Linked DNA regions of Homo sapiens: regions 1 and 2 are each linked to region 3. A link is an interaction called in ENCODE POLR2A ChIA-PET data of the cell type or tissue named here. Cell type or tissue: MCF 10A. All regions are shown on one strand.

Region 1 (5,000 bases), 670 kb before region 3:
GTAAAAATTTTTAAGCCTATGTTTATTTGTTGTAGTATCTGTTACAGGTATCTTGTGAAAAATACATTAATCTGTTGTGTATTATTAAACCAGTCGTACCAGTGGTGAACTTCATTTACGATTGTAGATTTTACTGTCGGTTCCATGAATTTTTGTCAGAGATAGAAGCTAAACATTAAACATGGCAGTTTTATGGTTTAGCAGTGGTAAAGTTTTATTGCAATAAAAATTTTGAGCTGAGGGATAACACTGAATTTTTTCTGAAAGAGAAGAACTGGTTTAAACCATTATTATCAAACACTGAATAGCTTTGGAAATTAGCCTTTGCTACAGACTAAATAATGTTTATTAATGAATTCAACCTAAAATCATAAGGCAAATGTCACTTATATATGTGAAGCTTAACTATAGTAAAATTACTTTGACAACTAATGTTTGAACTGCAATTAATGTCAAGCTGCTTTATACACTTTCTAATCTGTCAATGGTTAAAACAAGAATGAGATCTCCATTCCCACATAAATTTGCAGTAGATACATTCTCAAGCTCAGACAATGGTTACGGCAATGTTTTTCAGACCTCAATGGAAGTGCAAAGGAAATTTCAGTATTTCGAAACTGATTTAGTTGTACAATTGAGGAACTTCTTGCAATGTAATGACCTGTTAACAGGCAAATATAAGGGAAGAGTCTAGTAAAATTCCATAAATACCTTCTAAGCAATGAATACACTCAAATAAAAATCCATGCTCCTGAATTTCATGTTAATATTTGGTGATGCCTATCTGTATAAAAATGTAGTTTCAAATATTAGATTAAATGTATAAAAGTTCATTAAAGATCAAAATGACAGATGATATTAGCAAACAACTTTAATGATAGAAAACACTAATTTTGAACCTGAATTAAGTGAAATGTTATCCCCCCAAAAAATTCCTTTTCCTCATTAGTATTACAAAAAAAGTACTCAATTAGTAGTATTATATTTTAAGTTTCATCAACAAAAATTTTGTAAAAATTTGTGTTATCTTCTGTAATATAAGTACCTATATAACATCATTAATTTTGCTTCTTGAAGTGAAAAGTCTAAAATATTTACTATCTGTACCTTTACAGGGAGAGTTTGGTAAATCCTGACATAGATTAAGTAACATTTTCATGGGTAGTCCATCTATTTCATTTCCAAGGACACTGTGGTCAGCAATGACCACTGTAAGTCAAAAACTTTCTAATTATCACTTTGTCTCTCCTGTACTTTTCTGTAAATGCATTTCATCTTTCTTTGGTAGTAAAAACTACCAAATGACCTATGTCACTCTGGGATCTCATATTCCCACCAAAATATCAATGTGGAATCCTCACCGTCATTTGAGGCCTACAGATGACAGCCACCATATAGCTAACATGCAAGAATGCTGATGCTCTCTTCACCAGTGAATTTCTCAATTGTGAAGGAAGCATCTTTGGGCCACCTTGGGATGTGGAGAGTAGAGGCAGGGTGTTCAGGGAACACATTATAAATGTGCTTCAACATTGTTGTATTCCTAAGACTCCAGATTCCTTCACATTTTGCCAAGGAAGTTCAGGCATGTCAATCTCATTAAACATAAGCCATGGTTGAGTCAATCTATCAACCAGGCAAACTGCTAGAGCCACATCTAGCTTCACGAGATAAAATATTAAATCCGGGGTTTCTGGTAAGTGCACTCACATCAATAAGTTCAATAAAATCCAGTCCACTTGTTATATTTCATTCTCCTTGGTCTAATACCCTTGGAATAAACTCCCACACATATTTTTTTCAGGATTCTACCACTAAAATTAGCATAATCTTACAACTGTTTTAGCATGTAAGTTATTTCCTCCTGGGTCAGACTTTGTACTTGCCCTTAGGGAACATGCTGAGATCGGGCCCTTATTATGGGTATAGTGAGAAAAGGAATGGTCAGAATGGGTTGATGAGAAGACGTATTTCATGGCAAGGCAACTGCCCCATTATTAAAGTTTATTCAAGAAGCAGAAGGCTGGTCTCTCCAGGTATGTGAGGATAGGCATCTTCTGCTGGCAAAGGAGGTCAGATGACTCAGGGGTTCAGAATTCTGAGCTTGCTATGAATCCATCCTGATGTCATTCTTTCGAGTCTAAGGGTCATTATCTTTTCTAGTTGATACCCAACCTTCACTTGAGAAACTTGAGAGTCTATAAATTCAAATTCAACTTTCAACTCTGAAATCTGTGCAATTAACTTTTGTGTCTTATTTTCAGCAAACAAGAGAAAGAAATGATATTCTTTCAGGACTGGCCTGGAAGCTTCTTAATTATCTATGACTCAAGCTCAGAACTTAAAGAAGCAGGCTTTTTTTTTTCTTTCTTTCTTTTTTCCTTATGCAAGTGCTTTAGGGCATTCAGAGGGAGCCATTCCATACTATCACCCGTGTAGTCATCGTAGCTGCTGCAGTAGTCAAATGCAGAGGACATTTGGTTCTTCCAAGGCTCTTGCTTTAGTAAGCACTTGAAAAGCAACCACAGGTAATAGTTTTATAAACTGTGATGTCACTGCATGCCACTGGTTACTGGAATTCCATTTGCCATTAGCAGGAAGTTCAGCACTGCATTCAAGATGAGGGACCCAGCCAAAGCAAACCCACAATTCCATTGTTGATGTTTGGTCCTACTGATTTGGGTTCTAGACCCCCAAGGAAAGGATAGCCACCTGCTAGTGTTTCTGAGGGGGTATGAATATTGGAAAACTACAACTGGAATCTTCTGCTACTTCCCTAACCATCCCTGCCAAAGTAAAGGAGTGAGGCTGGGCGATGATGACAGCAACGGTACGCAAACAAGAAGAGTGAGTGCCTTCTTCTTCTCCAGCCATCTGGTCTTCCTCCACCCACCACTATTAGAGGAGGCACACCTGGGGCCAGGCACAGTGGCTCATGCCTGTAATCCCAGCACTTTGGGAGGCTGAGGTGGGCGGATCACTTGAGGTCAGGAGTTTGAGACCAGCCTGGCCAACATGGTGAAACTCCATCTCTACCAAAAATACCATCTCTACTAAAAATACAAAAATTAGCCAGGGTTGTTGGTGGGTGCCTGTAATCCCAGCGACTCAGGAGGCTGAGGTGGGAGTACAGGAGATTCGCTTGGACCTGGGAGGCAGAGGTTGCAGTGAGCCAAGATTGCACCACTGCACTCCAGCCTGGGTGCAGTGAGACTCTGTCTCAAAAAAAAAAGAAAAAAGGAAAGAAAAGGAAAGACACACTTGGAGGGAGCTGGTAAAGCAGAAATGGGATTTGCAAAGTCAGCCCCAGAATCACAAAGCCAAGTATAGAAGCATGAGTTTGAGTTTGATACCGAGAGAATAGCTTAATAACTGGCTCACTAATAAAGTGCACTAGGATGAAGTTTTAGCCACTTTTTCATTTAGTACACTTGTAAGACATGGTTAGAGTCTGGGCTGTAATTAAGGATATAGGAGAGGACATATATTTTCCCTTGAAAAGAAAATATTATTGGTTTCCCTATGAAATGTTTCTTTTTAACGTAGTCTCTGTGGAGTCACTCATTTACACTGTGAGCATTATTTATTAGCTCACGGATTTATAGAATACAAGTCAGGATGCACCTTCTAGGTTTATGGTGTTTGCTGCTGGGGGATTCTGTAGAATGGGAAAGAAACCTCATTTAAGCTAAGTTATGTTTTCAGCTGTGCCAGTAGCCAATTTATTTGAAGTTGGCTAGAGTCTTAGTCAATTTTCTTTTGCCACAGTCCATTATTTATCAACAGAGGTCTGTGTTAAAGAGAGAAAGAGATGAAAGAAAGAAAAAGAAAGAGAGAGGAACATACATTTAAAAATATATAAACACTTCATCGCGGCTCCTTGATCCATTTTCACAATCTCCCAGGGATTTGGGGAGAGGGAAGGAAGTGTGAGTCCCTTGCTTTAGGCACTGATTATATAAGGTGAGATTAATTTTCCCACATCGTGTATGGAATCCATCTCCTTGCTTGGCAGTCATAGTTCTGCCTCACTTAAATCTATTTGCATCTAGCTAAGCCCACAGAGGAGGGTGTAGCTTAGAATAGAATTTTGCCTTTCCAATGCTTCTTTGGGAACTTTTCAGGATGATGATAAAGGAAATAATATGGTTAGCTTCAAACGTGCTCATAATTCTTCTGCAACAAAAATTGAAAGCGAGGGGTTGAGAGAAAGGAAGAGACCTGGCTATCTTCTGGGTCATGCTGGAATGCGCTGTTGGTTTTCAAAGTGTGAGGAGTGTTTCAAGATAGTAGGGATCAGGGACAGGCCAAATGGACCCTGTGATGGGGGCCTCTGTTATCCTTCACTGCAGTTAATTAATAGCCTAAGGGAGAAGATAAAGGAGAAGAGAAATGCTTTAGAAAATAAATAAATAAAACGTGGGTACAGGGTCAAGTAGTGCTCTCGCTGTAGAAGGAGATGATTATTGTAATTAGCAGCAATGCATATGGATCGTGCCAATTTGTGAAAGCTGTGAGGGTGTCGTATTTCTTCTATTCTCTCCTCCTACAATCCTCTGCTAACTCGGCTACTCTTGTTAACCTGGTTACTCTGCTGTCTTTGTTTCTTCTCTTTCTCTCTCTCTCTCTCTGTGTGTGTGTGTGTGTGTGTGTGTGTGTGTGTGTGTGTGTATGTGCGTACGTCTGTAGGTAGCTAGATACATGGCTGTGGTAAGTAGTTCTACAGCAGGCAAATATCCCAAAACAGTCGAAAGGGCCAATGTTCTTAGTTGAATGCGACTCAAAATGCAACCAAGTCCATGGTTGCCTGTGATTAATATGAACTAACCCCCTCCCACTTGAGGATGAGAGAGGAGGATTGTGTTGCCTTAATATTCACAATTGTCCATTATCTCGCATATCAAAGAATGACTGAATTTTAAAGCTGGAAGGGCTTTAGAAATCACATTTTCTAACTTCTTATTTTTAAACATGAGAAAGCTGAGGCACGATAGGCTGAA
Region 2 (5,000 bases), 240 kb after region 3:
CATACGGAAATGGAACACAAAGACAGAGCCCTAGAAGTGGAGTGTGAGTGCTGAGGATTTTCCCTAAGCCTCTTCCCTTCCACATGTGTTGATGTGTGATGTGTTGGTTAAGTATTTGGAAAGCACATCAGGTTTTAGTAATTTTTTTTCTCTAAAAAGAACAATTTGCTCTTAGAAGAATGACAGTTTTCTTTCCTTATTACATGAAATCACCCTCTGACCCCCTAAAAAGCAGAGATCTTTTGTAGGGATACACACAAGTGTGAAAAACTGAAAAGCAGAACTGGTAATAATGGACAGAAAATTAAAGAGAGCTGTCACCTCTGTCAAGGGGAAGGAGGACATGATCATGGAGATTTACTAGGTGAGGAAGGTGGTTCTGAAATACTGGCAATATTCTAGTTCTTAAGTGTTATTCTTTAAATGGCACATAAACGTTTCATAGTCTCCTTTGCATATATTGTATATTTCACAATACATTTTTATTTGTTTTATTTTACCTGAAGTTCTACCTAGTTGCCAAAAAAAAGCAGAAGTAAAAAAAGCTTTGCCAAAGAACCAGGATCAGAACCAAGCAGACCAGTAGGAGAGAGGTTTTTCTTTTTTTTAAAATTTTTAACTTCTAATTTTTGTGGGTATGTAGTAGCTGTATATATTTCTAGGTTCCAAGAGGTGTTTCGATACAGGCATGCAATGTGACATAAGCACATCACAGAGAATGGGGTATCCGTCTCCTCAAGCATTTATCCAGAGAGAGATTTTTCATGTACACCAGTACTCTTCTTTTCAGGTTTCAGCCTTTTAAATACATAACTTTCACAAGAGATGTTTTGAATGTTTTCCCTTGACCTTGAGAAAGAAAAGCATTTGCTGAGATGTTGCCTATGTGTGAAAGGGAGGGGAATCCTAGAGGAGAGGCCACTGAGTTTGCCACCCAGTTGACGCATAAGAAGCAACTTGAGAAGGACTCCAAAAGCAGCAGGTCAGCAAGTGGAAACCAGCATTGAATCAGCTGAATGGGTACCTGGAAGTGGGGTGAATGTTAAGTGTCAGTTTGCCTGCAATCGCCCCCGCTATGTATTCCTGTCCCAGAGTAATCATTAACAGCACTCCTGTTAGTGGCAGCAAATTTGTATGGGTCTGCAGCAACCTCAGCTCTCGCCTCCTCAGAAGAAAGCATTCAACTGAGGGGCCTATAGCAGAGTAAGAGACCGAGGCAAGTTTGAGAGCAGGAGTGAAAGCTTATTAAACAGCTTCAGAACAGGAACAAAAGGAAATAAAGCACCCTTGCAAGAGGGCCACGTGGGCAACTTGAGAGCTCAAGAGCGCTATTTGACTTCTGACTTGGGGTTTTATATGTTGGCACGTTTCTGAGGAGTTGTGCCTCTTCTCCCCTGAGCCTTTCCTTAGGGCAGCCTGTCTGCATGAGCAGTGACCTCCCAGCTCTTGGGAGGGGAGGTGCCGTGTGTTTACTGGAGTTGTGCGCATGCTCACTTGAAGCATTCTTCCCTTATCAGTCGAGCGTTCCCATAAGGTCATATCCAGTTAAACTCTGCCATTTTGCCTCTTAGTTTACAGGTGTCAGCCCACTTGCCCAGCTCCTGAGATCTTACTGGGAAGCTGCTGATCACCAGTTTCAGGTGTTTCTATTGAGAGACTGCCTTTCCCTGCATGGGTTGCAACCAATGATTGTTTTAGAGAGACAATTGACAACTGCCTGACCATCACCTGACGGTTGTTTGACTTTCCCATGCGGGGGAGTGGGGAAGCCTCTCTTGCTCTGCTCATCTCTGCCTGACTACCTACTGTAACACTTCTTTCACTTTCAAAAGTGTCCCAATTTGACCATAAATAATGTGGTTAACCCGTACATAAAGGAAGAAATGTAATGTGCTGTGGGAGGAGAAGGGCTCATGCAGGAAGACCTCTTAAAAAGGGACTATCTAGGGCTTAGATGCTGTGGCTCTAATTGGCAAAGAAGTGTGGTAAAACTTTTAAAAAAAATATTAAAGAGAGGAAAAGAAGGAGAGAAGGAGGAGGATAATTATTTTTGTGTTTATTTAGATCTATACAAAGAAACACACAATGGAAGTAGTAATTTCTTTGACCAACTTTTCTTCTGCTTTGAGCTTCTGAAGAGCATGCCTGGGCTTTCTTTCACCTCAATTTCATTTTCATCTGAGATAAGTAAAAGATATATGGGAACTGGCATTATCTAAGTTAATTTAGAGATTAGGGTGAGTTCATTTCCAGCTCTTCATCTTGCCTGTGGAGGAAAGGCTGGAAGCTTCCTACTCTTTCACATCACAGAGCTTGTGACCTGTAATTTTTGCTGTTTCTCAATCTGCATTCTTGTAGCTTTGTTCATTAATGGAATGCTGTAATTTATGAGCTTTCCTCTTTTGACCCTTTAAGAGAACTTTATCAGCATTCTCTAATTTTATTAACAAAACAAAAGAAACTATTTTTAGGAACGATGATCACATAAGGCTGAACCCAGACCATCCCAAGCAGATGTTGCGGTCCTGCAAAGTGGTCCCGTGAGGTAGTTGCTCCAACACGTGGTCTCAGCTCAGAAGTCACTGTTTTTGCAAACGTTGTCCTTAAAGGAGGAACAAGGTGCAGAACTTTTGTTTCTCTTTTCCTTTCTTTTGAAATATCAATTTGCCTATAACCATAGGGTAAATAACAGTCTATAGGAAAAAGGGGAAGCGATGTAGAGTTAAACAGAGGAAGGAGTAAGCAGAAAAAGTAACAGGTCACACAGAAACCAAGAAACTACAAGTTATAATGATGGTGGTTCCGTTTTCTTCCTGCATCTATGATTTCGAAACGGGCTAAATTGGGATGGGTAAGATCTAATTGGGATTCCCCCCAGATGCAACATCTTTGTGAATTTGTGGATGGGACCAGATAAGAAACTCGTGGAGGAAGGAGATTCAAATGAGCAGATTTCAGTATCCTTCAGGCAAACCCAGCCTTGAGTATTTCTCAGCTTTTGGAGATCCCAGGAAAAACATAAATGATGGAGTCACTAGGAGATAAACAATGTAATTTGACTCAAGAGAATGGGCAGAAAATCAGACACCCTAGGAGAAAAAAACAACCTGCTATTTGTAAATTTATTCATGGTGGTCAAGATCAATAACAGCAATCAAACGGTTTAGTTGCACGGAGGAAAACTTTATTTACTGGTCCCAGGCATGCTAAGCTCTGCACACAGATTTCCTGGGTGCAGGAGGATCACCTAGAATTAATTGTAAAAAGTTGCATCATATCCAAGACGTATTTGTCAGCAAAAAGACTCACACAAGAGGTTTAAACTGATGAATACCCACTCTGATGGCTCAGTAAATACTATCAGTGATGCCTTAATTTTTCTTGGTTTTAAGGATGTCTTTCTTCTATATAAGCACTTCATTTCTCCCTTTTAGTTGCTTCATACAAGAGTAATCAATTGATATGTTAGACTTTCACTGGACATTTCATGGCAAAAGGAATATTGACCCAGTATTGACATTAATAATACACATAAAGGAGAATGGCAGGCAAACCTACAAAAATCTCTCCCTATCAACACAGACTCCAGCAAAGGTCATAGGAGAGTGGAGCATTTACAGAGAGGTGAAAAGTATTGACAGAGATTAGCATGGAGCAGGGAAGAGAGACATACAATTTGTGTTTTAGAGCATGGCTGTCCCTCATATACATGCTTGTTCAATTTTTATTAAGGCAATGTACCAAGTGTTTATTTTTTTCCCTACTCCTCCAAATAATGAGCAAGGTCATCTCTTTCCCAGAATGAAAAATGTGGTGATGGTGGCTTCCTCCCTGAGAAACTAGCTGAGCCTATTAGCAGGGAAGCCACCCAGAAGGAAGGCTTCCACGTGTCAGGATGGATTCTTTCTCTGTAATATTTGAGCTCATTTGCTTCTCCAGGCAAATAGTAGTGTCTCTCCTTTTTAAAACAAATACACTTGGGAGGAGTCTTATTTTAAGTGTTGTTGACTTTTGGATTAATTATTAAGGTGGTGTTTGGGACAAATTAGAATATAGTCAGCTGAGGGCAAAGATGACTGTTTCAGAAGGGGAAGGCTATTGATGGGTACGGGAAGTGGAGCTGAAGAGAGATGGCAGAGACATCAGGAGACAGAAGATGATGGAAGAGAAGAGAAGTGGGAAGAAGATGAAGATGAATTTCTCTGATTAAAACATTTTATCTAAATTAATTCTAGCCATTCTTCTGGGAATTCGCTCATGCTCTTCCTTGCAATGTGTGTTCCTGGGGCAGACATTTATTGACCAGCTGCAGTGTTCCAGGCACTTTACTCAAACCTAGCGATTCAAAAGTGAGTAAGTTATAGGGATGGCTTCTATAACAGATAACATGCTAGAGGAAATGGCATCTAATGTGAGCTTTGAAGAGTGAATAAGCATTCACAAAGGAGGCAGTAGTGTGGAGCAGGACAGGGCCATTTGTGATTCCCAACTCAAATGAACACTCAAACATTGCTTGCACTTTTTTCAACTCTTCCTCAGAGTCACTAACTCTATACTTTGTAGTGCTGAGCCTTCAACGCTGCCCTATATCTATTTACTGTCAGGAAATAAACTAATTTTCTGTTTCTCGAAAAAAGAGAGACCACCGTTCATGAAAATCTTCCATTTATTTTTGCCATCACCTATCCATCCATATCTCCCTCCACCCCATCACCTGGTCTCATAGGAAAATGTATTCCCTCTTCCTCCTAGATAAAACCCAGCCTTTCTTCAAGTCACTGAGACCTGGACCTTTCACATCTCACCTGGAAGCTATGAAATCATCATCTCCATTATCTTTGCATCTTTATCCTCTTCCTTAGGTTCAGCATGAACAAAAGCTCAGCTCCTCTCCATTTCAAAAAGCAAACATGCATATGCACACATGCACACGCACACACAGAAAAACTCTTATTAAAATAATCCCAATCTGTTTTTCCCCTACCAGTACTTAGATTGTT
Region 3 (5,000 bases):
GTCCTCTGTGCACATGCAGGCTTAATACCATGTGGAAGCTGCCGAGGCTTATGGCTTACATCTTCTGGAGCAGCAGCCTGAGACATATCTGGGGCCCTTTTAGCCATGGCTGGAGCTGGAGTGTCTGGGACACAGGGAGCAGTGTTCTGAGGTAATGCAGGGCATTAGGGCCCTGGGCCCAGCCTGCAAAACTATTCTTCCCTGCTAGGCCTCCAGACCTGTGATGGGAGGGTCTGCTGTGAAGGTTTCTGAAATGCCTTCAAGGCATTTCCCCCATTGTCTTGACTATTAACATTTGGCTTCTCTTTAGCTATGCAAATTTCTGCAGCTGGCTTGAATTCCTCCCCAGAAAATAGGTTTTTCTTTTCTACAACATGGCTGGGCTGCAAATTTACCAAACTTTTATGCTCTGCTTCCCTTTTAAATGTAAGTTCCAGTTTCAGATCATCTCTTGTTTGCTCACAAATATAAGCATATGCTGTTAGAAGCAGCCAGGCCACATCTTGAAGGCCACATCTTGAATGCTTTGCTACTTAGAAATTTCTTCTACCAGAAACCCTAAATAATCATTCTCAAGTTCAAAGTTCCACAGATCTCTAGGACAGGGGCACAATGTCTCTAGTCTCTGCTAAAGCATAGCAAGAGTGACCTTTACTCCAGTTCTCAATAAGATCCTCATCTCCATCTGAGACCACCTCAGCCTAGCCTTCACTGTTCATATCACTATCAGCATTTTGGTCACAATAATTTAACAAGTCTCTAGGACTTCCAAACTTTCCCTCATCTTCTTGTCTTTTTCTGAGCCCTTCAAACTGTTCTAACCTCTGCTCACTACCCAGTTTCAAAGCTGCTTCTACATTTTCAGATATCTTTATGGCAATATCACACTCCCAGTACCATTTTTCTGTATTAGTCCATTCTCTCATTACTATAAAGAACTACGTGAGACTGGGTAATTTATAAAGAGAAAAGGTTTAATTGGCTCATATTTCTGCAGACTGTACAGGAGGCATGGCTACAGAGGCCTCAGGAAACTTACAATCATGGTGGACGGTGAAGGGTGAAAGGGAAGCCACAATGTCCTACATGGCTGGAGCAGGAGGAAGAGAGTGAAGGAGGAAGTGCTACACACTTTTAAATGACCAGATCTTGTGAGAACTCACTCACTATCATGAGAACAGCAAAGGGGAAATCACCCCCACAATTCAATCACCTCTCATCAGGCCCCTCCTCCAATACTGGGGATTAAAATTCATCATTAGATTTGGGTGGGGACACAGATCCAAACCATAGCACCATATGTTCTCATTATTTATCTCCCACATGTAAGTGAGAATATTCGGTATTGGGTTTTCAGTTCCTGTGTTAGATTGCTAAGGATAATGGCCTCCAGCTTCATCCATGTTCCTGCAAAGGACATGATTTCACTCTTTTTGTGGCTGCATAGTATTCCATGGTGTATATGTACCACATTTTTGTTATCCAGCCTACCATTGATGGGCATTTAGGTTGATTCCATGTCTTTGCTATTGTAAATAGTACTGCGATGAACATATGCATGCATGTGTCTTTATGGTAGAATGACTTATATTCCTTTGGGTATATACCCAGTAATGGGATTTCTGGGTTGAATGGTAGTTTTGTTTTTTGTTTTTTGAGGAATTGCCACAATGTTTCCCACAACATTGGACTAATTTAAACTACCACCAGCAGTGTATAAGAGTTCCCTTTTCTCTGCAACGTTGCCGGCATCTGTTATTTTTTGACTTTTTAGTAATAGCCATTCTGATTGGTGTTAGATGGTATTTCATTGTGGTTTTTGATTTGGATTTTTCTAATTATTAGTGATAATTAACATTTTTCCATATGCTTATTGGCTGCATGTACGTCTTCTTTTGAAAAGTGTCTGTTCGCATTCTTTGTCCACTTTTATGTTTGGTTTTTTGTTTTTGTTTTTTGTTTTTGGTCTTGCTCTGACACCCAGGTTGGAGTGCAGTGATGCGATCTCGGCTCACTGTAACCTCTGCTTCCCGGGTTGAAGCGATTCTCCTGCCTCATCCTCCTGAGTAGCTGGGATTACAGGTGTGCCACATGCCTGGCTAATTTTTTTGTATTTTTAGCAGACACAGGGTTTTACCATGTTGCCCAGGCTGGTCTCAAACTCCTGGCCTCATGTGATCTACCTGCCTCGGCCTCTCAAAGTGCTGGGATTACAGGTGTGAGCCATCGTGCCTGTCCCTTTGTCCACTTTTTAATGTGGTTGTGCAACATTTCTTGGGGCCAGTTCCAACTTCAGTTATGCAGCCTTTGGCTCAAGAGCCTTCACAGGATTTCCTTTGGCATTTGCTGCATTTTTGCCAATTCCCACAATATTGTTTGAACTGTAACAGTTTTTCCTTGTTTCTTTCTTTTTTCACCAACTGGGATCTAAGATTGACTTACAGAAGCAAGGTATGTCTGAAACGATTAATATTTCTCTAAGTCTCTATGTGCATCAAGATTTGTAACCTATTGTGAACTTGTGTAACAACCATTTAATCAGTGCAATTGATCAAAGTAGCTTTCTACACAAAAGTGGGTACCTGGCTATCATGTAATCATGAAAAAGCAACAACTCTGAATTTTATTATATTATATTTATGTGCTCCATTTATTATGGTGTTGCCCTCCAAAATGAAATTACATACCCAAATTAAAAATGCACTAAAATATTTTAGTGACAAGAAAATATTTTTCTTTTTTAATATCTGCAGAATGGGCACAAACATATTATACTGGGAATATTTCATTTCATTTTTAAAAAATCATAGAGGCAACATTATGCATTTAGACTCATATTGCAAAGAGCATTATTATTTGCTCTATTTTGACTCCTTTATATTTTCCTTTCTTTTTAAAAGAATATGCGTGTGTGTGTGTGTTTGTGTTGTTTTACTGTCTGGAAGATGACAAACTGTATACTTTAGTGACATAAATTACCTGAACAATTTACTGTAGATGCTCCTGGCAGAAAAGGCCACGTCACTCTTGTGTTTCCTTCTTTGCTGCTGTGAGAACGCTATGTTCCCTGGAGAGCCTGGTGAGGCCTGTCTGGGCTAAATTCTTTTCACATGCATGGTTCACTGCTTGAATACCCAAGAGGCAGAGCTTACTCTCTCACTCTCTGTCTGAGAATGGGTTTACCATTCTTGTGATTGCCCCTTGCATTCTGCTTTTCTGCCTCCAGTAATGTTTGGTATTTGATAATTTAGGGAAAAAGGACCACCAGCTATGCACTTGGACAATTATGAAATAAATGCTGTTTAGGGCATGCAAAGGTTTTATAAATTCTAGCCGGTGATCAGCTCCCAACCCAACGAATGCATTTCAATTGTGTTTATCTTTGCTTGCATATCTAGAAACAAGACATAAACACAGTTATCAACCATTTGGCACCTTTTAAATGGACACAATCATCCACTGTCTAACTTGTAGTGCTATTAAAGTTTGATGTGCAGTTGTAAGAAGCTCTGTTGTCTTCCTTTAATGGCACCAAATCAGGTACAGTCAAATGTTTGCAGACAAGATGCCAGCCAAACCTTAAAGCTGCAAAGGCTCAATCTACCTGGCCAGAAAGTGGTGGCCCCACCCGTTTCTCTATATGCATCCTAATTGTCTCTTTCATAAGTCTCCTGGAGGGCATGTGTATGAATACATTAAACATGTCTAGAAGATAATAAGTGGGGTTTAAGTAGTCTCAACTTTAGCCTTTTTGACTCAAAATATCCCAGACCTGGCAATGGAATGAGCGGGATTATCTGCCTTTTTGTTTCACGGCAGTCCAGTCATTCTGAATGTTACCTTTGGTGTTGCTCAAACACCAGGCATTTCACATGCCCTCAGCTAACAGAATAGCTGAGTATGACTGTCAGTTTCTCCCTTAGGTGGTCACTCAGTCCCAAATTTCCCATTTCTATGACTAATACCAGCATATTTAATATGACGTTGAACACCTTGACCTCCTTTATCTTCTCTTTCTCATGTTCATTACTACCATTACTAATTGTACCTGCTTACTACCACCCACAATTTGGTACATGTCTGGATTGGGAAAGCAGCCTCCTAATCATTTCTGTACATCCAGCTTTCCTCTCTGCTTTCTGCACAGCTGCCAGAACAAGCTCCTGCATATGCTGTTTGTAGCACATCCAGCGATTCATTACCAAAAACTAGAGCCTATTACTTAAGGTCTCCAACAACTGGTTTTCTTTTTAACTTCTCTCTTTCCCCTGTTATTTTCTCCTTTCTGTATCCAACTCAGTGTGCTTTCACCTCACTTCATAAGTGTTGCAAGATGTTTGCCCTTACATTTTTGCATGAATCTTTGCACCAGTCTGGGTGTTCGCTTGTCTTTTCTCTCTGCATCTCTCAAGACCTGAGCTCATCATCCACGAAACCACTCTCCTTTAATTAGGCTACCATTCTGATTACTTCTTCATTTTGCTTTCCTTGTCCCCTGTAAGTTTTTAGTCTATTGAAATTTGAGTCAAAATTAAGTAATTTTGAACCCAACGATGTTTTGTTTTATAATTATTCACAGCATGCTTCCAGTGCATTTGGAATGTACCTCAACCAAACTTTGGAATATACCTCCACCATATACATGATTAAAAACTTCTTAAAGTCACAGAATATGTCATCTACTGTTTTTTATACTACCCATATACCATGCTTCTATTCAGCCTTCGTGCAACAAATGCTCATGAGCATATAGGGGCTGCAGATACAGCAGGAGTGAGAAAGATAGGACTAGTTCTTGCCCTCAAGAGCTAGTGGGGAGTGGGCTCATCCAATTAATATCTCTGAGACACAAAGGGAATATTAGGCATGTGATTTCCAAAGGAACAAAAAGAGCATGTGCGATAACTTCACAAGCAGGAGCCAAAACAAATTCTGCATCATACCTAATGGCAAGAGAAATGAGAAAATTGCATCCAAGTATTTATTTTGAACAGCTGTGG

What was found. ChIA-PET counts read pairs that join two places held together with the same protein. Peaks named below come from ENCODE experiments on the same cell type or tissue, not always from the same donor. Only the 100,000 strongest peaks of a DNase experiment are listed, where the experiment ranks them.
Region 1: POLR2A ChIA-PET joins it to region 3 with 5 read pairs; 2 of 35 experiments call an interaction of 5 or more read pairs at or near these places.
Region 2: POLR2A ChIA-PET joins it to region 3 with 5 read pairs; 3 of 35 experiments call an interaction of 5 or more read pairs at or near these places.

Annotation. Positions count from the first base shown.
Region 1 is chr6:11,683,472-11,688,471 of GRCh38, forward strand. No RefSeq gene overlaps it. Among named protein-coding and RNA genes, the nearest start is that of ADTRP, 93 kb to the right of the region's middle. In MCF 10A, no CTCF peak of the experiment used is centred here; a DNase peak (open chromatin) is centred at 2,100.
Region 2 is chr6:12,592,921-12,597,920 of GRCh38, forward strand. No RefSeq gene overlaps it. Among named protein-coding and RNA genes, the nearest start is that of LINC02530, 10 kb to the left of the region's middle. In MCF 10A, no CTCF peak of the experiment used is centred here; no DNase peak of the experiment used is centred here.
Region 3 is chr6:12,351,622-12,356,621 of GRCh38, forward strand. No RefSeq gene overlaps it. Among named protein-coding and RNA genes, the nearest start is that of EDN1, 64 kb to the left of the region's middle. In MCF 10A, no CTCF peak of the experiment used is centred here; DNase peaks (open chromatin) are centred at 2,290, 3,080 and 3,880.